2 separate regions of the Homo sapiens genome follow, and region 1 is linked to region 2. The links are chromatin loops, found by intact Hi-C in ENCODE. Cell type or tissue: heart left ventricle. All regions are shown on one strand. Links, peaks and the distances in the headings refer to the core of each region. The heading gives the core; the rest is flanking DNA.

Region 1 (5,379 bases), core at 313-5,312, 140 kb before region 2:
TCAGATCTTGTGAGAATTCATGAGAACAGCATGGGGGTAACTGCCCCCATGATTCAATTACCCCCACCAGGTGCCTCCCACAACATGTGGGGATTATGGGAACTACAATTCAAGATGAGATCTGGGGAGACACAGCCAAACCATATCAGTCTGTTACTTAGTACTTTGAGTGAGTTTTAAACCTTACTCTATCACTTCAGTTGCTTCAAAAATACTTCCATAGTACAGCTCCACAGTCTGCAAGTCCAGACTTTGCCTTGTCAGATCCCAGATATTCAGTTCAGCAGACATTTCAGTAGCTATTTTGTGCCACTTGGATGCTGGGAATAAAGATTTGGATCCTCCCTAGGACAGTTGACATTCAGATATTAATGAATTGGTGTATTTAAAATGTGCGAGTTTAAATGTATTTCCTAATTTAAATTCACAGAAAAAGGCTTGAAAATTTAGACGTATGTATAAATAGTTGCCTATTGCATAGTGGCTGCACATAAGAAGTTTTTTTATGTTTTAGTTTGTTTTATAGTCTCAAGATTTTAAGTAATGAATATTTGCTGCTTTTGTAACAAGGAAAAAAAAGATTTTTTTTTAATTAAAAACTTACTGTCTTTAGGCCTCTAAAGCAGATTCCCAAACTTATATACCTTCTGTTAATTTGTTTCAAATTGTACTAGGTTGGAAAAATTTTTTAATGCTTACACATAGTAAGGGCACTTCAATAGAAGAATGCTAATGCATTCAGGATTACAAATATTATTTTGTAATTTTCTTAAGTATGGTACTTAAGGAAATTTTCTTCTTCCAGGGGAAAAAAAGAGTATGTTTTAAAAGTAGCTTTAAAACATAACTGAAAACTTACTGAACAACTAGCACTGAATCTGAAGGTGTTACAAATTGCTGTTTCATAAATACATTGGTAATTTTACCTGCCACCATGTGCCTTCTCCCTCAGGAGCTTAGAAGAGGCAGGGTGGTTAATTCTTTGTGGTTAGGCAGGGTTTCCAGCACTGCACTTCTCCTCCCGCCTTCCTAAACCATGACTCAGATTTTAGAGTCAAGAGTTGAATAATATGATTTTACAGTTGTTTTGTTGATGCATCAGATTTACTTTGTCCCGTGACTATCTACCAGTATTGCCGAACTGAACTGGGTCCATTTGCCCATGTAGTGGAAAGCCAAACACTGAAGCACCAGGTTTTTGTAGTGAGAGAGGCTTATTGCCAGACAGCTGAGCAAGGAGACAGGAGTTGGACTTAAGTCTGTCTCTCCACGCTGGGGGCTACGTCAGGTTTTGTACTTAGAGGTAATGAGGCGTGATCTGATTGGATCTTGCAGTGGGGTGATGCTGGAGGCATAATCTGACTGGATCCTGCCATGGGGTGACACCAGGGCTTGATCTGATCGGATTTTGGATCCTGCCATGTGGTGTCCACTGTGGTTTTTTTTTTTTTTTTTTTTTTTTTTTTTTTTTTTGAGTCAGGGTCTCTCTTCTGTTGCCCAGGCTGAAGTGCAGTGGTGCAACCTCCACTGACTGCAGCTCAACCTCCTGGGCTCCAGCGATCCTCTCACCTCAACATCCTGAGTAAGCTGACACCACAAAGTGCGTGCCAGCACACCTGGCTAATTTAAAAGAATTTTTTTTTTTTTTTGTAGAGACGGGGTCTCAGTCTGTTCCTCAGGCTGGAGTGCAGTGGCATGATAATAACTCACTGCAGCCTTGAACTCCTGGGCTTAAGTGATTCTCCCACCTCAGCCTCACAAGTAGCTTGGACTACAGCTGTGTGCCACCCCCCCGGCCAATTTTTTAAATTTTTTTTTCTTTAGTAGAATTGAGGTCTCGCCATGTTCCCCAGGTTGGTCTCAAACTCCTAGGCTCAAACGATCCTCCTGTGTCAGCCTCCCAAAGAATTGTGATTACAGCCTCCCAAACTGTTAGTGTCCACTTCTTAATTCAGTGCTCATTCCTCATGCCCATTCCATTCCAAGTGCCCATCTGAGCACGTGGGTTCTATCCATGGCTGCACACTTAGTTTTGGGCATGCTCTGGTGATGTGACGTTCAACCTGGAGGTCCATGCCAACTGAAAAGCAGCTCATAACTTTGTTACATAAAAGTTGAACCAGATTAGTCTGATGCAATTCCAACAGTATGTAAAGCGTATTCAATGTCCTTGCAACCCCTAAAAGCTCCAAAACCCTAGGAAATCAATACCCGTTAGGTTACTGAGATCTGTGGTTACAATAGGTTGAGCTGTCTGAATCATCTAAAGCCAAGATGATACCAAAAAGTATAGACATTTTAAATTTAATTTTATTTTTGAGACAGAGTCTTACTTTGTCACCCAGGCTGGAGTGCAGTGGCATGATCTCAGCTCACTGCAACCTCCACCTCCTGGGTTCAAGCAGTTCTCCTGCCTCAGCCTCCCAGGCAACTGGGATTACAGATGTGTGCCACCACGCTCAGCTAATTTCTGTATTTTTAGTGGAGATGGGGTTTCACCATATTGGCCAGCCCAGTTTCAAACTCCTGACACCAAGTGATCCACCTGCCTCGGCCCCTCAAAGTGCTGGGATTACAGGCGTGAGTCACCATGCCCAGCCAAGATTTTTAAAATATTCTAATATTTACTTCTATTAGAGTTCAATTACTATATAATGACCAAAAGCAAAGTTTTCAGCCTTTAAAAACCCATTCCCCTTCTTTTTTTTTTTTTTTTTTTAAATAGAGTCTTGCTCTGTTGCCCAGGCTGGAGTCCAGTGGTGCAAACATGGCTCATTGAAGCCTTGAACTCCCACACTGAAGCAATCCTCCTGCCTCATCCTCTTGAGTATCTGTGATATGGTTAGGCTTCGTGTCCCCACCCAAATCTCATCTTGAATTGTAATCGCTGTAATCTCCAAGTGTCACAGGAGGGACCAGGTGGAGGTAATTGAATCACGGGGTCGATTTCCCCCATGCTGACTGAGCTGATGGTTTTATAAGGGGTTCTTCCACCTTCACTCAGTACTTCTCCTTCCTGCCACCTTGTGAAGAAGGTGCCTTGCTTCCCCTTCACTTTCCATCGTGGTTCATGAGGCCTCCCTAGCCATGCTGAACTGTGAGTCAATTAAACCTCTTTCCTGTATAAATTACCCAGTCTTGGGCAGTTCTTTATAGCCGTGTGAAAACAGACTAATACAGTCTGGGACCACAGGCATACACCACCATGCCTAGCCATTTATTTTTTATTTTGGTTGAGAAGGGTCTCACTCTGTTGCTCAGGGTGGAGTGCCGTGGCGTGATCTGGGCTCACAGCAGCAGCCTCGACCTCCCAGGCACAAGCAATCCTTCTGCCTCAGCCTCCCAAGTAGCTGGGACTACAGGCACATGCCACCAGAGCCAGCTAATATTTAATTTTTTGTTTGTTTGTTTGTTTGTTTGTAGAGACAGGGTCTCTCTATGTGCCCAGGCTGATCTTGAACTTCTGGGCTCAAACATTCCTCCTGCCTCAGCCTCCCAAAGTGCTGGGATTATAGCCATTACCCTTTTTGATAAGTGGAAACATCTTGTGCACGTTCTGGAGTTTTCATTATGAAAGTGATAGATAGTGATTCTCTAAAATGCTACAAGTATTAAATTTTTTTCTCAAACTCCCCTCTTCTCTGATTCATTAGGACTCTCTTCTATACAGAAAGATATGGCAATGGTAATAAGCTTCCATCTGAGAGAGAAATTGAACTCTTGCTAAAGTGATGATATTTCCTAAGGATTAGGAATTAATGGTAGAGCTGTGGTACTCTAACTAGCTGTATCACAGTCACCAACCCGGGGAGCTTGTTAAATCACACAGAGTTTCTGATTCAGGAGGTCTGGGGTGGGGCTGAGAACACACATTTCTTTTCTTTCTTTTTTTTTTTTTGATACAGAGTCTTACTCTCGCCCAGGCTGGAGTGCAGTGGCGCGATCTCAGCTCACTGCAAACTCCGCCTCCCAGGTTCACGCCATTTTCCTGCCTCAGCCTCCCAAGTAGCTGGGACTACAGGCACCCACTACCATGCCTGGCTAATTTTTTTGTATTTTTAGTAGAGACGGGGTTTCACCATGTTAGCCCGGATGGTCTCGATCTCCTGACCTCGTGATCCGCCCACCTTGTCCTCCCAAAGTGCTGGGATTACAGGCGTGAGCCACCGCGCCCGGCCGAGAACACACATTTCTACCAGTTCCCAGGTGATGCTGATGCTGCTGGTCTAGGGACCTAACTTCCAGAACCACTATTGTGAGGGATGGAAAAATAAAAGAAAGAACTTGGGTTCTGTCCTTGGTTGGTCCCTAAGATCTGTGAGGCCGTAAATTGGGTGGCTGCACTAGCATGCCGTGTGCAGTGAACACTTGTGTCTTGCTTAAAGGATTATTTTATCTAACTGGGTTCATATGATGCAGAAAATCACAGATCCGTAAAATATTCTCAGAAGCTATTTAGTTTCTCGCCAACTTGTAGTGTTGTCAGTAACTTTTCAGTTCTTTTGATTGATCGTTGGTATTATATGCAAAATGTCTCAACACTGTTACAATCTCACATTACCATGGAGGCTGGTTACTACTCTTCCTATTGCCTTTTAAGTTAGCCAGAAAACATGCGATACAGTTTTGTGTGTTATTAAAACAGTAATCAGTCCAGATTTATTTGCATTGTATAATATGTTCCTACCGTGATTATATAATGAAAATAACTTTTAATTCACTAGGAGAGAAGAATCCTGTTCTTAAATTACTTATAAGTCAGATAATACATGCCTTTGTGTAAATCCAGTTTTTAATGTTATTTGTGTGGTAAGTACCCATACCTAATTTTGATGAATTTGAATTTCAGCGGCTTCATTTTTCCTGTTTGCCCACTTAGAAGCTTTAAGGAAGTAAAGAAACAAATGTTTGTCAAAGCTAGAAAAAAGAATGTAGTCCCCAAACTAGGTAAATCTACCTCTGAATAATCAAATCCACCCATGTATTATTATAGGACCCATATGCATGAAGGCATGGGCATGCTGTCTGTGTTCATATGACCTGTCTCTGCAGTCAGTAAGAAGTAACGGGTGTCTAAATAAGAGAAGGGCAGCAGATCGTGAAGCCGTCGTTGGCATTTAAACAAGGTGGCAACTGAACTGCACTGTTCAGTTTCTTGTGGGTTCCGTGAACAGCATATGCTGTACCATTAATTATGGAAGGAATACATGTAATTGTTGGCTGTGGTTAACATTAGAATATTATTATGCATGAACATCAAGGGATATTGACAGAAATATTCAGTATGCTACATTGCTTCCAAAAATCAAATTTTGTTTGTTTTTTTGAGACAGAACCTCACCCTGTTGCCCAGGCTGGAGTACAGTAGCAGCTCACTGC
Region 2 (5,379 bases), core at 302-5,301:
GGCAGTTCTTTTCGGTTGACTCTATTTCTCAGGAAAGTATGAGGCAAGACAGATTGCTGAGATGAAGGAGGTAGAGGGAAATAGGAAATGTGAGGAAAGAGGAAAAGGTTCACATCATCATTCTAAAGGAAACGAGCTTAACTGTAAAACTTCTGAGATTAAAAGGCAGTTACATTTTGAGATCCTGGGGGTAAAATGAGTAGATGTCATAACACCAACTGTGGTCTTGAAATTCCTTTTTCCACCAAAAAGAATCAAGACTTCTTGTAAAAATGGTCGATTTCATGTCTAGAGAAAAAAAAATGCACAAGATGAGGTTGATACTGCTATACCAGAAGGCAAGGAAACCATCAAAGGCCATTGGGTCATGTCAGAAGGACCCAGGAGCCACCTCAAAGAGGCTCTCACTGGCCAAAGAGGGAACATGTGAGCATCAGTCAGAATAGTAATGGCGATGGACTGAAACACATCAAATATGTTTAAACTCTGAGTTCAGAAAGACAGGAAAACAACTCATTATTCTGAACACCAGGAAACAGAGGAAAAGAGTCCTATTCTACCTGCTTTATTTTTGTTTGTGTCACCATTGGGTAAACAAGTAGCAGAAGAGAATTTTTCCATTTATAGAAGAATTTTAGCTACTGAATGAAGAAGGAATGACAGAATTGGAACATAACCATTTCACAAGGATTAAGGCATTGATGATTAATGGCTGCTATATCACAAAGAGAAAATCAGACACAGGCTTCCTGGTGGAGGAACACACCACCACCCATGAAACGGAATCTAATGAAGCTTCTAGATCCAGCCACCGAGCTACAGATGAAACACAGGGCAAAGGAACTGGCTAAACAACATCACAGCGACATGCTCAGCAAAATCCGGGCTGGGGAGGATGGCTGGACACACAGCTTCGTTTTTTTCAACAAATAAATTGCAAGGAGATTAAAAAAAAGAAGTAGAGGGGAACTAGATATTAAAAAGGACATATCAGTTATTTTGTGTAAGCATTATTTCAGTTCTGATTCACACAAATTTATGACATTTATGAAATAATTAGAAACATGAACTCTAACTGATAACATTAAATAATTACTGCTTTGAAAAATGACACCAGCCTGCAAAGCTATGCAATTTCTCCAGTAACTTTAAGGATTCAGAGTTCAAGGAGGCTACTAAAGAAATTCATTGGAGGTTGAAGTTTGGTTGAATAAATGAATTAATAAGTTAAGAATATTGGGATGTTTTGCCTTAAATATTCATGGGTTTTTAATATCTAATATAATATTTATATTAAAAAGTACTTTGAAAAACTGCAAAGTTTTATTCAAAAATTAGAGCTAAAATCTTGGAGCGCCAGAAAGACAGAGAGGCTGAATCAATCCGTTCTTTGCTGATGCATCAATTTACTTTGCTGGCATAATTATGGAGATCATATTTTTCTGGTTTTTTGTTTGTTTGTTTGTTTGTTTGTTTGTTTGTTTGTTTGAGACAGAGTTTCACTCTGTCGCCCAAGCTGTAGTACAGTGGCAGGATCTTGGCTCACTGCAACCTCTGCCTCCTGGGTTCAAGTGATTCTCATGCCTCAGCCTCTTGAGTAGCTGGGATTAGAGGTGTGTGCCACCACGCCTGGCTAATTTTTGTATTTTTAGTAGAAACGAGGTTTCACCTGTTGGCCAGGCTGGTCTTGAACTCCTGACCTCAGGTGATCTACCCCCCTTCCCCTTGGCCTCCCAAAGTGCTGGGATTACAGGCGTGAGCCACTGCTCCTAGCCAGAGATCATACTTTTCTGAACCTCCAAAAGGAACATGTGGTCTGACAAAAGGATGTTTTCTAGTTTATGAATGTATTTAGATGAAAACTCTTATTAAGGTATAAAAACTTAATCATAATTAGTTGTACATTTAATGAATCTGCTTTAAGGAAAGTGCAAAGTTACATAAAATTGAAATCAACTCAGAACATCACATGAATTATCGCCTTCATTATGTTCTGCATGAGTTAGACCTTAGGGAACTCTTTGGTGACTTCACATTTCAGAAGTGGGGGAACTCAGGATAGTCCAAGAAGAGCAAGTGTAATGAGAGCAGTGGATGCTGGGAGTCTGAGGGGCCTTTACAGGGGTCACCGGGAGAAGCCACGGAGGAGCCAGTCAGAATCACTGTCTCCAAGTTGGCTGCGTGCTTTTCTTCTTTTTTCTTTTTTTTTTCTTTTTTTCTTTTTATTTTTATTTCGAGATAGAGTCTCACGCTGTCGCCCAGGCTGGAGTACAGTGGCACAATCTTGGATCACCACAACCTCTGCCTCCTGGGTTCAAGCAATTCTCCTGCCTCAGCCTCCCAAGTAGCTGGGATTACAGGCGCCCACCACCATGCCCAGCTAATTTTTGTATTTTTAGTAGAGATGATGTTTCACCATGCTGGCCAGGCTGGCCTCGAACTTCTGCCCTCAGGCGATCTGCCCTGCCTCGGCCTCCCAAAGTGCTGGGATTACAGGTGTGAGCTACTGTGCACAGGCAGGCTGTGTACTTTTCGCGATCTCAAGTTGATAACTAGATCCTCACATATACAGAGGGTCAAGCAGGAAGAAATGGGCTGTGAAAAAGCACTGGTGCCCCCCAGCCTTCCTTCGAGACTGCTCTTATAGGGTCAGCAACGACCTCCACGTTGCCAAATCCCAAGGACAATTCCCAGACCTCGTCCTCCTGGACCCCTCACAGCCTTGGCCATCACTGACCACTGGCTGCTCCCTGAAATGTTTCCTTCCATTGGATCCAGGACACTGGGATCCTGCTGGTCATCGTCCTCCTTCACCGGTCTCCTACTCAGTGGCCGGTGCCGGTTCCTCTTCCTCTCCCACTTGTCAGAGCGCGCCAGGGCACGGGCCCGGGCCTCTTCCCTTTCTGATCAGCATTTGGCCCTTGGTAAACTCACTTAGGCTCAAGGCTTTAAATGCTGTCTGTGTGCTGATGTTGAAGAGAAATGGGGGCTATGGTCCAGATGGACCCCCAGGCCAATCACCCATAACCGTATAACTAAAACTGAAGTCATCCCGATTTCCCCAAACGCTAGCTCTAACCATAGAAACACAAAACATAAGCTTTACAACCTTGTCAGCATGATTCAATGAACTGTTGTGAATGGGGCTTCCTACCATGTTTGGTTTGCAAACAATTTGCAACCCAGTTTGCAAATTATTGTTTAGTATGCACAGTACACTTCTAAAATTGTAATATTTTATCTGATTTTATTTTTGACACCGATGACCTCCATATTTTCATCTCTGTCCAGATCTCGCCCTTGGACCTCAGGCTTGCATACTCTACTGTCCACTCAACACCTGCGACTGAATGTGTAATCTGCGTCTCAAAACCAGCCTGCCCCAAATTGCCCGCTCCACCCCCAGCCACCTGCTCCTCCCCATGCAAACTCGTCTCTGCTGATGCAACGCCATCCTTCCAGTTGCCCTGACCAAAATCTCCATCTTCCAAACCCCTGTCTTTCCCTTACATCCCACATCTGCTGTAAAAGCAACTCCTGCTGACTCACCCTTCAAAAATCTAGCCAGAATCCAACCGTTTCTCACCACCCCGCCACCATCAGCCTTGTTCTCCCACCCTGGGCAACGGCAGCAGCCTCCTTCCTGGTCTCACCTGGTCTCCCTGCCTCCACCCTTCCACTCAAGTTTCAACTCAGCAGCTAGAATGCTTGGTGAAAACATAAATCTGAGCATGTCTCTTTCTCTGCCCTGTCACTCAGCATAAAGGCCCAAGTTATTATAGTGGCCAACAGCCTGGGCCCCTTTCCTCCTCTGGCCTCCTCTTCAACCACCTCCCCCTGCTCCCCGGGGTTCCTCTTCCTCCTCCCAGTTTTTCCCTGACATGCCCTGCCCTCAGATGCCCACACGGCTCGCCCCTCACTTGTTTCATTTTTCACTCAAATGCCACTTCCCTGCAAGGCCTCAGCTGTCCCCCATTTAGAGTTCTGCACCCCCTTTTCCCCACTCATTTGTCTTCCATGGCACTACTGCCATGAGCACATGATGTACTTTGTTTGATTTCTTTGTTTGATTTCTTCTCCGTACCAGGGATTTTTGTCTGTTTTCTTTGTTCCTGTATCCCCCAGCACCTGGAACAATGCTTGCCGTATAGTAGGTGCCTAGTAAATATTTATTCAATCAATCCAGCAAGCAGCATAAGAATCTCTGCAATGGACAGCCCCAGAAGGTTGTGAATCCTCCACTCCCACAGAGATCAGATGGTAGGAAGGAGATCCACTTACTCATTGCACAAGGACTCCTGGCTGCCTAGCAGGTGCCAGGCACTGTTCTAGGCACCAGGGATACACCACGAACAAATAGGACTAAACAAAGCAAAACAGAAGAAACCCTGCACAGGAGCTTACCTGACAGGGGGAGACCTGGATGACAACAGGGTAAACCAGTCAAAGATTTATTATAATAGAGACTAATAAGCACTAAGGAGAGAAATCAAACAGGGAAAGACATGAAAAGTTGGGGGTGAATTTGTCTGCTCAGGCTGCCAGAACAAAGTACCAACAACTGGGTGGCTGAAAGAGCAGACATTTATTTTCTCAGTTCTGGAAGCTGGAAGTCCAAGATCAAGGTGCTGGCAGGGTTGCTTTCTTCTGAGGCCTCTCTCCTTGGCTTGTGCAATATGGCTTTCTTCTCCCTCTGTCCTCACATGGGCTTCCCTCTGTGGGCACATGTCTGCGTCCAAATTTCATCTTTTTATGTTTTATTTTTAGATTTTTGTTTGTTTGTTTGTTTTGTTTTGAGACAGGGTCTTGCTCTGTCAGCCAGGGCGGAGTGCAGTGGCATGATCTCAGCTCAGAGCAACCTCATACTCCTGGGCTCAAGTGGTCCTCCTACCTCAGCCTCCCAAGTAGCTGGGACTACAGGTGTGCACCACTGCCCCAGCTACTTTTTTTGTATTTTGTGTAGAGATGGAGTTTCACTATGTTGCCCAGGTTAGTCTTGAGCTCGCAGGCTCAAGCGATCCACCCTCCTCGGCCTCCCAAAGTGCTAGGATTACAGGCGTGAACCACTGCGCCCGGCCTTTGTTTTTTGTTTTAAGAGACAGGGTCTCGCTCTGTCACCCAGGCTGGAGTCCAGTGGTGTGACCATAGCTCACTGTAATGTCAAACTCCTGGGCTCACATGATCCGCCTACCTCAGCCTCCTGAGTAGCTGGGGCTACAGATGCATGCCACCATGCCTGCCTATCTTTCTTTTAATTTTTTGTAGAGACGGAGCCTCACCATGTTGTCCAAGCTGGTCTCAAACTCCTGGCCTCAAGTGATCCTCCTGCCTTGGCCTTTCAAAGTGCTGGATTACAGGCGTGAACCACCGCACCTGGCA

What was found. A loop is a pair of places that touch in the nucleus more often than their neighbours do. Peaks named below come from ENCODE experiments on the same cell type or tissue, not always from the same donor. Only the 100,000 strongest peaks of a DNase experiment are listed, where the experiment ranks them.
Region 1: a loop joins it to region 2, with 2.1 times the contacts of the local background. A loop is called at or near these places in 4 of 110 quality-filtered maps.

The regions. Positions count from the first base shown.
Region 1 is chr6:157,832,713-157,838,091 of GRCh38, forward strand. All of the region lies in intron 1 of SNX9 (sorting nexin 9), which reads left to right. Among named protein-coding and RNA genes, the nearest start is that of SNX9, 12 kb to the left of the region's middle. In heart left ventricle, for the core only: no CTCF peak of the experiment used is centred there; no DNase peak of the experiment used is centred there.
Region 2 is chr6:157,970,963-157,976,341 of GRCh38, forward strand. No RefSeq gene overlaps it. Among named protein-coding and RNA genes, the nearest start is that of SYNJ2, 8.2 kb to the right of the region's middle. RefSeq lists an enhancer at 2,745-3,298. In heart left ventricle, for the core only: no CTCF peak of the experiment used is centred there; a DNase peak (open chromatin) is centred at 2,860.